Linked DNA regions of Homo sapiens: region 2 is linked to region 1. Evidence: chromatin contacts called from ENCODE Hi-C or POLR2A ChIA-PET data. All regions are on one chromosome and are shown on one strand. The core of a region is the stretch at or near the end of the contact, and the rest is flanking DNA. Distances in the headings are between cores, read along the strand shown. Region 1 overlaps THSD4 (thrombospondin type 1 domain containing 4). Region 2 overlaps THSD4 (thrombospondin type 1 domain containing 4).

Region 1 (5,961 bases), core at 3,324-5,823:
GACTTCCCCAGTCTCGCCTGGACACTCCCTCATTTGCAGCCTGTGCTCCAGCCTCACCAAACCATTTATGAACATGACATGCTCACTCATGCCTCCAGGTCTCCACCCTGACCATTTGCTCTTTGCAGGAAGGCCCTCCTCACTCTTGGGCTCTGCTAAAATCTTTCCTTTTCAAAGCACAGCTCAATTATTCCTCCGAAGCCTTCCCTGGCTCCTCCAGTTCTCCGTTGTCTTCCCCTCTCCTCCCTGGGCACTTGACTTGTAAATGTCTGCTTGTCTTCCTGCTCCACCCCACCAGCATGAGCCCCTCAAGGATAAGGAGTACTTCTTCTCCACTTTGTGTCAGCAAACCACCACATCCCCCAGCCACACCAAGCCTTTCCCAGCTCTTTCCCATCTTTTCCACCTAAAAAATGCAAACTAATCATTCAAGAAAGTACCCTCCACCATGAAGTGACCTTGTTCCCTAAGAATTAGTCCCACCTCTCTGCTCCCACAGCCCTCGGCTCATCCCCCAGGTAGAACACTCAGCACACTCCCTTAGGTATTCATACCTGAGCTGTTTCCTCATCAGACATGGAGGTCATGGAAAACCACGCCTCTTTCACCTGTCTACCCCTCCTGTGTTTAGCACAGTGCCTGGCCCAAAGCAAATACACAAAGAATATTGGCTGAATTCAAATGACAACAAAACTTTAAACAAGGCAATGTCTATTAAGCCCTGAGATCCAGAGGCAGCCTTAACAGCAAATAAGTATGTGAATGAAGACTTTGCAGGGCCAACTTCTAATGACAGCGGGTAGTGTTTCCTCTGGGCTTCTGGAGTTCACAGTAGAGCCAGTTTCAGTATTCCTATGTAACACTAAAAGCTTTGGGATAAATATTAGAGAAATATTTCATTTTCCATCTCAAAGAGGTGTTAGTTTATCAAACTTAGCTAAATTAATGAGTGTTACCTTTCACTTTGAAAAGGGCTTTCTAGAAAAGCAGGTCTGAAAGGAGCATGATGTCGCACAGGCTTGTGCTCTCTTGCTTGCCTTCTGCGTGACCTTGAAGGAGATATTTACTCCCTGACCCTTGAGTTTGGCATCCATAAATGAGAACACCACGCATCTGTCACACAGGTTGTAATGAAGACACGATAAAATGCTGCAGGTCAAAACAACTGCCAGTGTGTCTGGCAGGTGGAAGGCATTGAGACGCCTTTACTGAGCACTCAGGAGATACTGTGCTAAGCATGTGGTGTGAGTTATCCAACTCACAGCAACTCAGTGAGGTAGGTGTATTATTATTCCCACCAGGGAAAAGTTAAGTAACATCGGCAGGATACACAGCCAGCAAGTGGCAGGGTCAGATGGAGCATCCAAACCTGTCAATCCCAGAAGCTGCACTCATAACTATCCTGTAGTTTACAGCCTTTCAGGGTGTGTAGCTCCTGTTCTTCTAGATTCTAATAAAGCACTGTATTTCAAAGCCCCAGTCATTGAGAGCTGGCCACAAACTGCTCTTGAAGTGTGGGTCTGCACGCCTGGGCAAGAGTTTTCCTCACCCGACCAGACTCCTTCCCAACAGGAAATCAGCTCCACAGAAAAACGTCTATAGGAAACTGCTCTGGGAAGTTCTGGGAAGCCCACCCTCCTCAACCTCTTTCACCCCCAAACACCTGAGGAATATGACACACTCCCCTCAGTGGGAACAGGGTCATGATTTTCATAGTTGAGGCTTTCATATCCCAGCCACCCACAGCTGTCTCCAGGAGAAGAAAGTTGTCAACCTGGCACTGCTTGGCTCAAATTCATACTTGAAAATCTGAATTAAAGCCATCAAATATCCCATTCCCCAGATTCCAGCTGGTTAATGAGTGTGATGAATGACCAGAAAAGCTGGCTAATGTAGGCAAATGTAAGGAAGTCCAGTGGGAAGGAAAGCTTGCCTGATATCGGGCCCTTTAGCATGAGAGTGGTGAAAAAAATCACCTGAAGTCCTCAAATAAGAGAGGGCACTGCTCTCATACCCTGTCTTTGTGGAAGCTGGGTGAAACTGACCAACAGACATTTACAACACATTTCTGTTAGGTTGTGTACTTGGGTTCTGGGCCACAGGGAGTCTTTCTGGATGCCATTTTCCCCAGACATTTTGGGAATGGGAAGAAATCCACCCTGCTTTCAGAGTTATAAAAGGGAAGGTCTTCAAAGGACTTTTTTTCCAACAGGCATTTTTCCAAAGAAGATACATAAACAGCCATTAAGCACATAAAAAAATGTTCAACATCACTGATCATTAGGGAAATGCAAACCAAACTACAATGAGATACCACCCCACACCCATTAGGATGGGCACTATCAAAAAAAAACAGAAAATAACAAGTGTTGGTGAGGACGGAATCCTCGTGCACTGTTGTGGGAAGGTAAAATAGTACAGCTGCTATAGAAAACAGTATGGCAGTTCTTCAAAAATCTAAAAATATGATTACCCTATGATCCAGAAATTCCACTTCCCAATTTCCACCCAAAAGAACTGAAAACACCCATGTTCATAGCAGTGTTATTCACAATTCCTAAAATGTGGAAGCAACCTAAATGTCCACTGATGGATGAAAGGATAAGCAAAATGTGGTCTATACATGCAATGGAATACTATTCAGCCCTAAAAAGGAATATGCTACAATATGGAATAAACCTTGAGGACATTATGTTGAGTGAAATAAGCCAGTCACAAAAACGACAAATACTGTATCATTCAATTTACATGAGATACTTAAGAGTAGTCAAAATCATAGAGGAAGAAAGTAGAATGGTGGTTGGCTAAGGGCTGCGGTGGGGGAAGGAAGGAATGTGAAGTTATTGTTTCATGGGTACAGTTTCAGTTTTGAAAGATAAAAAGAGTTCTGTGAATGGATGGTGGTGATGGTAGCGTAACAGTATGAATATACTCAGTGTCACTGAACCATATGCTTAAAAATAGTTAAGATGGTCAATTTTATGTTATGTGTATTTTAACACAATAAAATAATTGGAGGAAGAAAAGTTGAAGGGGAGTCCTATAGTAACAGGGGCTCCTTCCAGCACCCTCTAGTCTACAGGTACCCATTTCCAGAAACTGAGGGGGAAGTCTCCCCTACCAAGGAGTCTCTTCAGTTTCACAAGTGTGAGTTGCTACAATGCGGCATGCTTTGCAGGACTCACCTAAACACCTTTCTTCCCTACTCGCCCCTTCCCCTTTAGCCATCACGGGGACACAGCCTTGGGCCTGGAGTGAAAGATGACTTGGTTGAGTGCCATTATGGAATCTGTTGGCCAAGACCTGAAGGATGAACCCCCTAGCCTGGAACCTCCCCAGGCTGCCATTGCCCTCACTAAATCACAGGAGAATGCCACCCTTTGTGGAGGATTTTTCTGAGCAAGCCACACTAAGAAGGGGCAGAGAGCAGGGAGCACAGACACTAGGGTCTTGGCTGCACCCAGTCTATGCTTCCCAGAGTCCCACCCATCTGGACGGGAGCTCAGTTCCTGGCTCCCTGTCTTCCTGAGTGGCCCTAGTTCACCTGATCCCTTCTGCTGCACTTGAGTTCTAACTGGTACTCTCTCTAACACACTATCTAATACCAGCCTTTAGACCCATAATGGGAGTTACAGCGTTCACTTTGAGCATCCACTATGGGCCAGGCAATATGAATGTATTTAATGAGTGTCCACTATGGGCCAGGCAATATGAATGTATTATTTCATTGAATTATTCAACAACCCCACATGATAGGTATTATTATTACTCTCATTTGAAAGATGAAGCCCCTGAGGCTCAGAGAAGTTTAATTGTCCTAAGCTCGGAATCCTTGGGAGAGCTCCAATGAAGATTGACGTTATTTTTGAGGCTTTTAGAGTAGGATTTATACTACGTATGTGCTTGTTTTAATGAGACAAAGGCCTGATATGGAAGCAAGTGGACTCAAGAAGTTTCCAGATATATTCCAGCTAAGTAAATTCTATTTATTCATCAAATCCTACCTGCTCTGTGCAGTCTTCCCTGACTGTTCCATTCCACAAGGATTCCTTCTTCCTGAACCCTGGTCGTATCTCTACCATCTCCCAGAGTGGGCAGTGTTTTTTGGGTTTGCCCTTCTCCACCACCAAAGTGTAAGGCCCCCAAGAATAGAGACTGTGACTTCTAATTTTTTTTTTGAACTCACGTGATGCCTAGGATTAGATGCAAAGAAGATTACCCTGGTTAAAGGAGCTGAACATTGAAAGGAAGAGATGCAGCTCATTTTAAGCCTTCACTATTAAATCCCATCCATTTGTCAAGACACAGCTCAGACAGCCCAACCTCCACACAGCTTTTCTGAACACACCAGCTGGAAGTCAGCAGCTTCATTTTCAGAATACCCATTTCAGTGAAAAGAACTTTAGTGTCAGACTCTGGCAGACCTCTTTTGAATTCTAGTGCTGTTGCTTCTCAAGTGGTAATCTTGAGCAAGTCACTTCATTCCTCCCAGCCTCGGTTTCATTGTTTATAAAATGTGAATAATAGTTTCTGCCTCACAGGGTTGTGTAACTGTAAATGTTGTCATGCATTTGAAAGAATGCCTGCACAGGAGACGTGCTTCAACATGGGAGCCATTGTCACTACTATCTCATCAGACTGCCTTATATTGAAGGCATTTACATGTGCATCTTTTCCAACCCTCTAGAGGAGTGGTTCTCAAACTCTAGGGTATATCAGAAGCATTTAAAATGAAGAAACGTAGAACATATAACTGACCTACAAATCAGAATCCCCATTAGGCATGGGAGATGGTGGGGACTTGGCAACTCTCTTTTTAACAAGCCACCCACTCCACGGCAAGTGATTCTGATACGTGCTCACCAAACTTGGAAAATTCTGCTAGACAATATTTGATTCCCAAAATCTTTTCCATGGAAACTTGAGTCTCCAAAGAGCTTCATCCAGACCAGTGCTTCCCAAACTTGGCTGGATTGGAATCAGACCAACATCTGAGGGTGGCCCCTAGAGATTCCGATGCTGGTTTGGAGTGTGACGTGGGTGTCAGGGTTTCTAAAAGATGGGAAAAAAAATTCTAACAGTCAGTCAAGGTTGAAAACCACTGTTCCATTGGATCTTGACCCCAGGTTTCTATAGCAATACCTCTGAGGCTTCAACCAGAGCAACTCAGATTTTACGTGTGTTATTACATAAACTGAGCCTCCATCTAAGATTGATTTTGCAGAACGGATTCTTCTGCTTAAAAAAAAAATGGTAATTTTGCAAACAACTGCTCTAGCCTGTCAGTAAGAGCCATGAGGTCCCAAAACCTGGCTTTTATTCACCTTTGTGTATGTCCCAGGGCCTTACAACATAGTAGATGTTTAATAAATATCTGGTGGAAGGTTGAATAGCTTCATTTGTTATCTGACTCCAATGAAGTTTCCTGTTGCCTAGCAGAGCAACCTAACAATTTTTTAAACATCTAAACTCCAACAGCCTTTTCCTCAAACTTCAAACCTGAAACAGAGAGTGGAGCGGACAGCCATCCTGAAAATATGCTGACATTTCTCCTTGGGGTCAAATATACTATGCAAGTACCTAATGACTGATGAATATAAGCAAATGTGATTTTCATCAGCCGGGAGGAGCATGACATATGTAGGCAGCACAGGCCTCCTAGGCTAATATTTGGATTATTTCATCAGTAACTGTCAAATCACAAGAGCATGATAAAAACTTGCAGGAACTTCATAGTAAACAGTTTAACTGGCCCCCGTCAATACATTTGAAGAAAAAAATTTCCTGCTGCCAAAACACACAGGCACAATGCCTGCAGCACAGGCCTGTGGCCAACAAGAGCCTGATCCTCAGGCAGCTCTTCTAGGTTCTCCACCACAGAGGCTTTCAAGAAGCCTCTTTCCCACTCAGACCTCACCCAAATCCAGCCCTCCATCCCTTCAGTTGGCACCCGCAGGAGGA
Region 2 (6,405 bases), core at 3,194-5,693, 110 kb before region 1:
AGCAAAAAGGGAAGATGTCCTTCTCACCTAAGCATCCCAGCCTCCCCATAGGAACAGCACTATTAGGGAGGCCTAAAAGGGGGGAATACCCAAATGGAGTCTAGGTGAGCTAGACCAGATACCAAGCTTAAAGGCAGAGGTGTCCGATCTTCCCTGGGCCACACTGGAATAAGAATTGTCTGGGGCCACACATAAAATACACTAACACTAACAATAGCTGATGAACTAAAAAAAAAAAAAAAATGTAAAAAAATCTCAATGTTTTAAGAAAGTTTACAAATTTACATTCCGTCTTGAGCCACATGTGGCCCACAAGACACGGGTTGGACAAGCTTGTTTAAAGGGCTCAGCTTGCAGTTAATGAATTCATCACTCAAATATTTGGCGAGTACTCTCTGCATATCAGGCATAATTCTAGGTATGGCAAAAGAGAGAGAGAGACGTCTGCTGTCAGGTTGAATGGTCCCTATCTTAAGCCTGTGACAGCAATCGGGCCATAAAATGTTAACATCACAAGACTTCAACCGGGGTTCAAATCCGAGGCATGCTGCAGTCTAACTTTGTGACCTTGGGTACCTGACTTCCCTGTTAAGGGAAGGATTAAATTAAGGGGCAAATTTGAAGGCCAGGAGCAGAGTCCTTTTCTCCTTCTAGGATTCCTGATTCCATGTCTAGTTTACTCCTTCTGCATTTTACAGCCAAGAATATACACACAGACACGTACCCATGTACACACATACATCATCCTTTAAGTAAGACTTACCATACATTCATCTCTTATCCTTATAGCCGTCTGGCAGTGTAGGTATTTGTGGTACCCATGAGAATCAATGCTCTTCGCAGACCTCCAACTACAGGCAATGAAATTGACCAACGGCTCCAGCTGCTGTGCTCTGAAATCCATCACTGTAGCTGTGTGGGCACCAGACTGCACTTCTCATGGGCTGATTCCAGAGGCAATAGCGGAACCCAGCAGGGGTACTGAGACAAACCTATTCCTGGGAGACATGGGACTCCTCTGACAGCTGAGTTTGGCTGCAGGACTCCCTGATGGCATTGTGGACCCTCCTTGGCAATCTAGGACCCTTCCCTACAACTGCCCCTTCTTCTTTCCTTCAGTAGAGATCAGACTTGCATTGCTATCTGACCATTCTCCTAACCTGTTTCTTTTAATAAAATCCTTGAATGTACAGTCCTGTCTTGATGTCTGCTTCCTGGAAGATGCTGACAAACAGAATTTTATCATGTCTGTATTACAGATGAAAAAGCTGAAGTTCAAGGGACAAGTAGGCAGTCCAATGTCACGGGGTGGGGAGGGGGGGGCAAGGAATGCATTGTAATTCAATATTAGCTATTTGTGAATCAAAATGCCACAGAGGCCTCCCATTCCCTCCACAAAAAGTCCTGGAGATGGGCCCTGAGGTGTTCCCTGTGAAGCAGTATGCCTTTCTCCATTTCCCTAGGTCCTACAACTCATTAGTGGTGGGCCAAGAGCAAAGCCTAGGTTTTCAGCATCTAAATCAGGGGTTCCTCCTCCCGGCCCACCATGCTCTGGGGGCCAGACTGCAGAGCAATCCCAGCTAGAGTGAAGCTCTGCAGCTCACCCCGCCCCATGGTGCCTGTGGAGCCACAGCAGGTTTTTGCATTTAGTAAGTGTGTTTGGAGACAATCATTTCATAAAAGTTAATCTGTTCTGGGCTGGAGCCAGCTGAGACTGATAACTCCAAGTCTCCCCAAATGAGAACTTCAAATGCAAAGTCACATTTCTTCCCAGTGATCTTGGCCGCCTGAGACCTGACTACCTTCAGAGGAAACCAGGCATTCATGTATCCACATCCAAATTTTCTTGGCCTATCCCAGTTGGAGATTTCAGAGCTGCTTCTTCAATGCCAGAAGAAGTACGAGGAAGGGCAGCCGCCCCTCTGTCACCATCACAAGCCAAACACACTCCATCTGTACCTAGGTGGCTGGGGAGACGCCCAAACAGCACCTCAGGAAAACTAATCAACACTGTCCAAATGGCTGCAGCAGAAAACTAGAAGGGGAGACAAACAGCTTTGCCAGCCAAAGGCCACTGAGAGGAGCGCAGGAGAAATGAGCTCAACGCTCTGTCTACACCCGGGAGCCACACAGGTGGGAGAGCAAATTAGCACAGCCTCCCTCCTTCCTCGACAAGGCCAGATCGCCAGTGGCACCCGGTAAACGGGTTAGTGTCCATGTCACTCAAACCTCTGCTCTGTGTGTAGACTGGTGTCTGTTTTATTTGAAATTACTTACCAACCTAGTCGCTCTCTTACTCTTGGCAACCAACAGAGCGATGGACTGGTGACAGCAGCAGCAGAGGCAGAGAGAGAAAGTGAGAAAAAAATGAGTGGGTTTATATGACAGTATTGTACATCAGAAGGAACAAAGCATAGGACTGTTCTCTTCACCTGGGTCCTGGAAGAATTGAGAGGGGCAGGAAGGAAAGCGCTAACAGTTATTGAGGGGTTTACTGCATGCCAGACACTGCTAATGGATTTACATGCCTTATGTCATCTAATCCTCATAGTAACTATAGAAAGCTGATACTATTGTTATTACTTCCATTTTACAGAAGAAGAAACTGAAGTTCAGAATGGCGAAGCAACTTCCCCAAGGCTTCCCAACGAATCACAATCCTGGCCTGGATTTTAGCAGAGTTAGTGTAATTTGAGAGCATCCTCTACTGACGATGATACACAATTCCCCATGTTTGTTGAATACCTACCGTGTGCTGCGTGTTTTAATTAATGACAACTGCATGCCATTCTTAGAATAGCTTTAGAAAGTACATGTCATACCCATTTCTGAGGAGTGGGGACTGAGACTCAAAGATGAATTTAACAAAGGTCCTATAGCTAGGAAGTGGGGGAGCTCAGATTGAAAGCACATCTGAGTGACTCCACAAGACCACAAGGCCCTCCTCATAGGCACACCCAGGGCAGCTCCCACCCCTCCTCGTTTGGCCCAGGAGGGCACAACAATAAACAATACTAGAACAATCATGGTGGTCTTTTTTTTTTTTTTCCTTTGGAGACGAGGTCTTGCTCTGTGGCCCAGTTTAGATTGTGCAATGGTGCTATCACAGCTCACCGCAGCCTCGACCTCCCAGGCTCAAGCAATCCTCCCACTTCATCCTCCCTAGTTGCTGGGACCACAGGCACGTGCCACTATGCCTGCCTAATTTTTTATTTTTTGTACAGATGAAGTTTCACCATGTTGCCCAGGCTGGTCTCAAACTCATGGGCTCAAGAGATTCACCCACCTTGGCCTCCTAAAGTGCTGGGATTATAGGCGTGAGCCACCACGCCCAGCCCATAGCAATAATGGAACACTGCCTGAGTTATTTTCAATGTGCTAAGCACCCTTCATTTTATTGTTACCACAGCCCTGTCTGTGAGTGAGTGGCTTGACCTCAATTTCACGATGAGTAATTCGAGGCTTACAAGGGCAGGGCACACAAGTCACCTGAGCAGAGCTGGCGTCTCGGGAATGTCCAGCATACTGCCTGAGACATGACATCTCACAGGGGACAACATCGACTCCGTCCTCTCCTTTCCACTCAACAGACATTCGCCTTTTGGCTGAAGAAACTCTCTAATGCAAGTTGTTAAGGAGGCAGCAAAGGACGTTTCAGGGTTTCATTCTAAGCAGGTTTCCCTAAAAGAACCTTCTAGAAGTTATAAGCAGTGTGGGTCACTCAAAGGTCTGGCAACCTTTCTCTCCAACTTGAACTTTCCTCAGGCTGAAGCCTCCCACATTCTGCCGCAGACATCTCAGGAAACGTCTCTGTCCTTTCAAGTCCGTGAGATTCCAGCCGAGGCCTGACCTCACACTCAGCCTGGCCCGCTCCCTGTCGCCAGGCAGCCAGTTCCTTGTTTTTCCTCCCATAATGATGGATACAACCTGTCAGGAAAGCTGGGAATATTCTTAGCTCCTAACTGATTTTTATCTAAATTTAACTCTGAGCCACAGCACAGCACAAGCAGACTTGCATCCAGAGGGCAGCCAACATTTTCATGGCGACACATCACAACGGAGGCTTGGTATTTCTCAGATGCCCTGGCTTGGCTTGAAGCTAAAATAAGACAAATGGCTCTTTAGGAAAAAAATCTTGATCTTGTAGTACTAGAACCATCAGACTGTAGAGTTGGAGAGAAACTTAGATTTATCCAGCCTCATTCTACAGATCAGGAAACTGAGGCCCAGCAAGCACGGGCCACTTGAACCGCAAAGCTTGGTCTTGCTTTTTTCACAATACCACATTGCCTCTAAGGAACACAATGAGCAAATTAGATGGGACATCTGCAGAGGGCCATAACTTTTTATTTTGTAAATCATAAAATCAAATGTTCTGGGTCATGCAGCTAAAGCTGGTTGAACCCTGATCTCTAGTAAACAGCACCAACTGTCTGATTCAGCACATTTAATAAGCCCATGGAAAGTGGACTTTTTCCAAGGTTCAGAGTCTAAAAAAAGTTCCAACTGAAACAATTCAGCAAGTCATTCTCTCTCGCTAGAATGCTGGCTCCTGGAGAGGGGGGCATTATCAGTTTGATTCACTGTTCTATCTCTGAAGCCTGGAATCGCACCTGGAACATAGTGGATGCTTGATAAATATATATTGAATGGCAGACTGAATGAATTAATGAACGAATGAACAAATGAATAATTAGGAGGAACAGAACCATTAGGCCTGAATGACTGCTTGTAGGAAAGGGAGGGCAAAGCCACCAGCAAAATAAAGTGAGATTGTGCTTTTCCATTCTTCACCCACCAAGCTATGCAGCAATCGATGTCTTCTAGGAATTAGATAAAAGGTTTTGCGTGGCCATACAATAAAATGCAGATGGAGATCCCCAAGTGGCCACTATCATTCACACGGAAGGCTTGACTGAAGATTGGACTCAAAAGAAAAAGAAATAGAGGAACAATAAAAACAAGAAGCACGAAAATACGGTGTCCCAGTCGGGACCATGACCCAGAGGGTCACCATGGTTCTCCCAGCAGAATGCAGCAGTGAACTACAAGCCTCGCCTCTGAGCCAAGGTTTGAGAAAGGAGGACACGGCCTATTGTAATGGAGGAAAGAAGGTGGCTTTACTTTTGTCCCATTCCTTACCTTAGTAAGTTTGTGGGAAAAGAGGCCATCATTGCTACAGTATGTTTAATTGAAAAATCACCATTCTTGCACAGACCCGGCTGAATTAATACATTCTGAGGCTCAAATGGTATCAGGTGTCCTAGGCCCTACATTGTTAACACATTTATTTTTGCAAGCAGGTCACTATATATAAATACAAAAGGTTGTGTTTGTGTATATTTGAAGGCACATGATATGGGGAGTAGGGTGAAGCAAAAGGGGCAAGAGAAAAATCAAGATTTATAAAAAAGAAATCCAAATACAGCTTTATGCATTGAATGCCATATACATTCAGCATTGTGCTTTAAACAATTTTTTTTTCCACAGTGGGTGGGGGGTGACAAGAAGGGAATGGGGGTTTCTAAAAGAAAGGAAATGGCATTCAAAAAGTAAATAAAACAGAATTCTTGACTTCTTAGAGCTTTAACTTATTAGGAAGACAAACGCAATGAAACTTTCATAGACAAAATAAATATTATACATATTAAAACATAATAAGGCATTAGTGAATTGGTTTTATAAAGTGTGTGGTTCAGGGAGTCCCAAGAAAGGAAGTTCTAGGTGGGTCAGGTCAGTCAGGGAAGGCTTCCCAAGGGAGGTTCCAGAACCTGGTGGAAGGCGGCTAAGGTTTAGCTGACAGGAGCTGTTTGAAACTGTAGGCCGGTGGCAGGACAGTGTGAGCCCCTCCATAACTATGGGAATTTATGTATTTCACAGGGGAGAAAAGGCCACCATGAACAATTAAAAGAAGGAATGGAATGAAGTGGTCTATTGGAGTGTTTGAGCTGGTTTTTTGTTTTGTTTTTCAGATGGAGTCTCGCTCAGCCACCCAGGCTGGAGTGCAGTGGTGTGACCTCGGCTCACCACAACCACTGCCTCCTGGGTTCAAGCGATTCTCCCGTCTCAGAATCCCGAGTAGCTCGGATTACAGGCACCCAACATCATGCCTAGCTAATTTTTGTATTTTAGTAGAGACAAGGTTTCACCATGTTGGTCAGGCTAGTCTTGAACTCCCGGCCTCAGGTGACCCACCCACCTCGGCCTCCCAAAGCGCTAGGATTACAGGCGTGAGCCACCATGCTCGGCCTGTTTGCTTTTTAGAGACAGGGTCTCGCTCTGGCATCCAAACTTCAGTGCAGTGGTATAATCATATCTCACTGCAGCCTCAATCTTGGGCTCAAGTGATCCTCCCACTTCAGCCTCTTGAGTAACTGGGATAACAAGCATGTGCCACCACACCCA

What was found. Hi-C counts contacts between places; a loop is a spot of excess contacts on that map. ChIA-PET counts read pairs that join two places held with the same protein, here RNA polymerase II (POLR2A). Pooled maps may share reads with other maps.
Region 2: a pooled map shows a loop between it and region 1 (2.7-fold over the local background). The contact joins two enhancer-like sites. A Hi-C loop is called at or near these places in 1 of 168 maps with a recorded cell type or tissue (tibial artery) and 1 of 50 pooled maps. POLR2A ChIA-PET finds 5 or more read pairs at or near these places in 1 of 52 experiments (activated CD4-positive, alpha-beta T cell).

Annotation. Positions count from the first base shown.
Region 1 is chr15:71,218,308-71,224,268 of GRCh38, reverse strand. The region is part of intron 4 of THSD4 (thrombospondin type 1 domain containing 4); the gene reads right to left. Among named protein-coding and RNA genes, the nearest start is that of THSD4-AS1, 32 kb to the right of the region's middle. RefSeq lists an enhancer at 340-840. Within about 2 kb of position 4,573, at least 7 of the 41 ENCODE cell types and tissues checked have a DNase peak (open chromatin) inside an H3K27ac peak, as active enhancers do.
Region 2 is chr15:71,326,731-71,333,135 of GRCh38, reverse strand. The region is part of intron 6 of THSD4 (thrombospondin type 1 domain containing 4); the gene reads right to left. Among named protein-coding and RNA genes, the nearest start is that of THSD4-AS1, 140 kb to the right of the region's middle. Within about 2 kb of position 4,443, at least 3 of the 41 ENCODE cell types and tissues checked have a DNase peak (open chromatin) inside an H3K27ac peak, as active enhancers do.